Linked DNA regions of Homo sapiens: region 2 is linked to region 1. Evidence: chromatin contacts called from ENCODE Hi-C or POLR2A ChIA-PET data. All regions are on one chromosome and are shown on one strand. Each heading gives the region's core, a stretch centred on a gene start or an enhancer-like site at or near the end of the contact. The rest is flanking DNA. Distances are from core to core; before and after follow the strand shown. Region 1 has its middle 72 kb from the start of FILNC1. Region 2 has its middle 6.4 kb from the start of FILNC1.

Region 1 (2,700 bases), core at 80-2,579:
TCCTCAGTGCTCAGGATAATTGTACTGCTGTTTGCCTCTGAGAAAGCACTACCAGCCCTTGATGGTAGCTGCCCAGAGCACTCTGGGGAAAGAGTTGTGTCCTTGGTGATGGTAGGCAGGGAAGCTGTGCGTGTGTGTGTGTGTGTGTCGGCAGGGGGATGGGTATGTGTATGTGATGTGTATGTGTGCATCTGTGTATGTTGGGGGTGGGTGTATGTGGCTTCTTGTTCCCAAGCCCCCCTAGCTGTCTCACATCTACCCCTTGAGCCAGTGACCTGGATGGAGCTGCCACTGCCCATTTCTCTTCCCATGCTCCAGACCAGCCCCTCATGTCCAGATGGGGAGGAATGAAATGCCATTTCTCTAACCCTCTATATTTTCTTTCCCTTGCCTCCCTCTCAGGTGGCCCTGCATTCTTCCCCATCATCAAATTGCCTGCTACTTACTCCTTTAGCCCAAGAATAAAAGCACCCAAACATATCAATAAATATAATCAATAGGACTCAGAAAGGGAGTAACCCAATACCAGATGTATAAGTCTACGTTCCAGCCCAGCTAGGACATTGTGTGACACCAATCTCTCCATTAACAAAGTAATTTAATTCTTCAGTAAACAATCTTAACCTCTTAACATGTGTTCAACAATGAACTGGAAACTGGGGAGGCAATCATAAATAAGATAAATGAGAGGTTTGTGGGGACTTTAGTTTAAAGGGAGATACACACAAGGAATAGGCAAGTACAATGTCATGCTATGTGCACCTGGCTGGAGGAGAGAGGGTTCTGATGGAGGCAATGGGAGAGAAAATTCTAACAGGGGCTTCAGCAAAGGCTTCACTGAGAAGGGGGTTTCTAGGTAGAAATCTGATCAGCCCACAAATGTAGGAGAGAGATTCAGAGAGCAGGCCCGGCATGTGTGTTAAGGGCCTGGAACACTACAAAGCCTAAAGAAATTATAGTAAACCCAGAGAATACAGTGTAAGGGGAGAGTGCAACAGATTAAACCTATCAAAGAAAAAAGGAACTAGGTTGTTTTTTCTCAAAACATTGTTCAAAGACCACCTAAAACACAATGACCCGCTGTAAGCTTCTTGTTGTTGTTGTTAAAAAACAAAACCAAAAAAAAAAAAAATGTTTTTCAGCTACTATCCAGATTCATTCCTTTTGAACCAGGGGCACAGGAATCTTCCTTTTTAACAAATTATCTAGCTGGTCCTTACCAGAGTACAGTTTGAGAACCACTGGACTAAATTAAATAAGGCCAGATGAGCCACTTTCAAGAGTTTGGGCTTAATCCAGAAATGGATGAGAAGCCATGTTGTGCAATGCAGTGGCATGATTAAGATGTGTGTTTTTGATAGCTCACTATAATGGCAACCTAGAAAATCAGCAAGTTGAGCAATGGAGAGATCTCTCCGTTTTTAGCTGAGAACATTAGATTGATGTCCAAGATTTCTGCATAAATACATTCTCAATTTATGTCCACCTGCTTCAGGGTGACCAACTGTCCCATTTGCCCAGAGCTGAAGGATTTCCTAGGATATGGAACTTCAGTGCTAAAAGTAAAAATTTCCCAGGCCAACTGAGATGAGCTGGTCATGCTATAATTGCCAAAATAATCAGTCAAGTTACATACAGTTCTCAATATAGCACTTTTTTTAAAATTATGAGGTGAAAAAATTTTTTTGAAAGTAAAAAAGAATTAAAATGAACAGAATTAAAGCAACCCTTTGTAGTTTAAAAAAATAATCCCAAGCACACTGTTACTTGATGCAAATTTAAAACAAAAACAAAAATTCTGGCAGTGCCTTTTAATTTGTAAGAACAGAGGCTCTCAAGCATGGTGTTGCAATCAGTAGAGGGGCGTGTTGCAAGGAAATTGTTTTTTACTAGTCATAATTAAAGGACTGAGTTTGTAAATGATTTACTCTTAAAAATACAGAAAATCAAGGTTAGCTCACTTGCATTCCATTATACTTTCTTTAGCAGGAGAGAAAGTGGTGGAGTTACGGAAAACCTGTCTAGAATAACCAAAAGCCCAAGTTGGCTCAGAGATTTGCGCTGGACAGAAATATAGCCATAATTTCTATATGAAGAAAAACAGATTGAGAAACACTTGAATGGTAACTTTACAAGTTATTGCACCATTTCCACATTCTAAAAGGGAGAGAAAGAAGAGGAGAGAGAGAAAAATTTAAAATACTTTAAATGCCCCATTGTTACACCAGGACAGTTTTTTGCCAATGTTGGCACTACAGATGTTGGGTGGTACCAGGATACAGCAATTTAAATTTCAATACTTTGGTACTTATCTTACTAAGTAATGCAAATATATAAAGCAATATACAAAGCTAGTACATCAAACCTATGATTTCATGAATACTGTTGAGAGGTGACAGCGTGCTGGCAGTCCTCAGAGCCCTCTCTCACTCTAGGCGCCTCCTCTGCCTGGGCTCCCAATTTGGCGGCACTTGAGGAGCCCTTCAGCCCACCTCTGCACTGTGGGAGCCCCTTTCTGGGCTGGCCAAGGCCGGAGCCGGCTCCCTCAGCTTGCAGGGAGGTGTGGAAGGAGAGGCGCGAGCGGGAACCGGGGCTGCGCGCCGCGCTTGCGGGCCAGCTGGAGTTCCGGGTGGGCCTGGGCTTGGCGGGCCCCGCACTCGGAGCAGCCGGCTGGCCCTGCCGGCCCTGGGCAATGAGGGG
Region 2 (2,700 bases), core at 61-2,560, 65 kb before region 1:
CCATTTGCAGCACGAGACCGAAATGAAAAAACTAGGTCCTAGCAGCTCTCTGAGTCATCTTAGTGGGTAAACAGGGTTATCTTGATTGAACTCACAGAGTATCTGACCTACCCAAATGTTAACATGTGTTGAAAACCACTCTCCAGCCATGACAGAAAATGCAGGTGCTTCATAAAACCTGTTGACTGAATCAAATGAGTCTACCAATTGATATTATTTACACCTATTTTGCTCTCCTTAACCGCACAGACTCTTCCACGCCCTTCCTAATCTTTCAGATAAATAATGATGCCCCAAAATAATGTGAATTCTCTAAATATCTGCCATAAACATATTACCTAAAATACAAATGAATTTATGGTTTCTTATTACTTGGGGATTTTCCTGTGCCATTTCTTCTTACATTTGTACAGGTTTTCTTTTCTGCATACAAATGAAATAATTAGGTTCTAGATCTACATCTTTGCAAATTACAAAATGGTTTTCTAGCTGCTTTCAGAGCAATAAAAACAAGTTAGGGAACAAGGATTTAATAAGTAGAAAAAAATTAAATATATTTTTTAAAGGTTTTCAATTAAGCTGTCATTAATGAATGAGTCTTTAAGATACGATTTATGAGGTGAATACACACACACACACACACACACACACAAATGCAGGATTTGCTAATTACTAGCTGTATGATCCTTATCCTTGGCAGTATACTTAATCTCTCTAAACCTTAGTTTCCTGGTTTATAAAATAAAGATAATAACAATTATTTTATGAAGTTGTAGTGAAGTTTAAACAAAAGAATGGACATAAAGGTAATTTTTCATTTTAAAGTCCCATATAAATGAAATTAGTGCTTGTATGCACTACCTACTCTGGGCCAAAGGCTAATCTTTCAGTTTGGAGAGAATATAAGAGGAATATAAGGCATATTCTCTTTCCACAACAAACTTAATATCCATTTGGGGAAGAGGAAATAATTAGAAAAAGAGTTGAGATTGCAGAAAACTAAGTTGTGTGACCCAGGTTATGTGTGCAGTAACAATTCTAAGAAGGAAGAGTTTAAAATGGGCTGGAAATTATGACCATTTTCTTTCCAAATGGAACAGGCTAAGCTTTGCCTGAACAAAGAAGCAAAGATATCTAACAGCTGCTTGCCACTCTCTGTTGCTTAAAATATCAGAGGAGTATGAGGTTTAGGCAGCTCTGAGTCATCTTCCTCCTAACTTGGTATTTATTCAGGACATAGCTCTAACCCTGATGACAACAGCATTCCTGACCTATGAGCTGCTCAAAATGCTAAGATGGTCCTGAAGGTGAAATAGACACCTTCTCCCCGTGCGGTCAGCTGCCATTCCCACTTGTGCTTCTGCAGCCTCCTCATTTTGTCACAGTGTTTTTCTAAATGAAAGAGGTCTGGACAGCTGAAGAAGAGGAACTGAAGCCAAATGAGAAATATCCTAGATTCTCTTCTTATGACAATGCTCAAGACTCACAGCTGAGGCAATTGTAGAAAGAACTGGAGCTTGGGCTTAGACCATGTGACTTTGGAAGCTTGTATATCATGAATGAAGCCCAATAAATTCAATTCAGTTGTTCAAACTCTATGCAGGCCTATTTTGATCAAAGTCCTGTAACTGTTAGATATGCAAAACTTATTAAGGGAGAATAATGAAAGATATGGAGGGATAAGACAATTTAACATATATTTTATGTGTTCTCATCTCATCCAGTGGTATCTGTAAATGGGCTCTGTAATCAATATTTTTGCAGATGAGGAGGATGAGGCCCAGATGGGTTGGATAACTTGTCCAAGGTCACACAATTTATAAGCTGCAGAGGGAAAATCCAGTCCCACAAAATCCTGGCTCTAAAGCCTGTGCTCTTTACACTTACATTGTCAGAGGGAGAAATACAAACACACAGAGAAGCATTTTTTTAAGAGGAGGGCTCAGGGAACAGAATATTTTCACAATTCTAGATGATGGGGTATTTTCGCAATAGGTGAACTGTGGAGGAGTAGGCTGGAAGGAGGTTGAGGCCATATGATGGAGAACTATGCTAAAGATCACCACTTTAGACTCAATTATGTAAACACTGAGGAGTCACCAGTGACTGACCAAGTATGAGGGAGTTCTGGGTATGGACAATGAGGGGGTACCCTGTCTATAAAAAATTTTAAAGCTATAATAAAACCCAGTCATTCTGATTCTAATCATCACTTCCTGCCGACATTTCTAAACAATGAAGTGATAAAATACTCCTCCTCAAAAAAAAAAAAAAATCATTTCTGGTCTTAGTTTTAAACAATTGCTGCCATTACCATTGAGTTTTAATAATACATTGTGTGGTTTGAATTAGCACATTTTTATTATTTGTCCTTTATTAAATATTGTGTTCAACATAAAAGTTAACTCAGCAAATTCCCAGTTAAACAATTGTTCCCCAAACGTACCCCACTCAGCTACAATCATTCAGGATAAATTGGGAAACCTTGGCAATTGCCTTGGGCAGACATAGCTGCAATTCTAAGTCAAAGAAACAGAACTTGAGTTATTATGGGATCACTTGGAGTTTCCTATTTTCGTTTAAATGCAAAATGCAAGTATAACATTTTTTATTTGATAAGTGCAAATTTTAGTTCATATATAAAATATCCCAAATTTGCACAATCTTTAGAATCAAAATCACTTCTTTTCATTTGTTTTA

What was found. Hi-C counts contacts between places; a loop is a spot of excess contacts on that map. ChIA-PET counts read pairs that join two places held with the same protein, here RNA polymerase II (POLR2A). Pooled maps may share reads with other maps.
Region 2: POLR2A ChIA-PET joins it to region 1 with 11 read pairs in MCF 10A. The contact joins two enhancer-like sites. A Hi-C loop is called at or near these places in 1 of 168 maps with a recorded cell type or tissue (PC-9) and 3 of 50 pooled maps. POLR2A ChIA-PET finds 5 or more read pairs at or near these places in 6 of 52 experiments (AG04450, BJ, HEK293 and 3 more).

The regions. Positions count from the first base shown.
Region 1 is chr6:139,698,165-139,700,864 of GRCh38, reverse strand. No RefSeq gene overlaps it. Among named protein-coding and RNA genes, the nearest start is that of FILNC1, 72 kb to the left of the region's middle. Within about 2 kb of position 1,329, at least 4 of the 41 ENCODE cell types and tissues checked have a DNase peak (open chromatin) inside an H3K27ac peak, as active enhancers do.
Region 2 is chr6:139,763,366-139,766,065 of GRCh38, reverse strand. No RefSeq gene overlaps it. Among named protein-coding and RNA genes, the nearest start is that of FILNC1, 6.4 kb to the left of the region's middle. Within about 2 kb of position 1,310, at least 20 of the 41 ENCODE cell types and tissues checked have a DNase peak (open chromatin) inside an H3K27ac peak, as active enhancers do.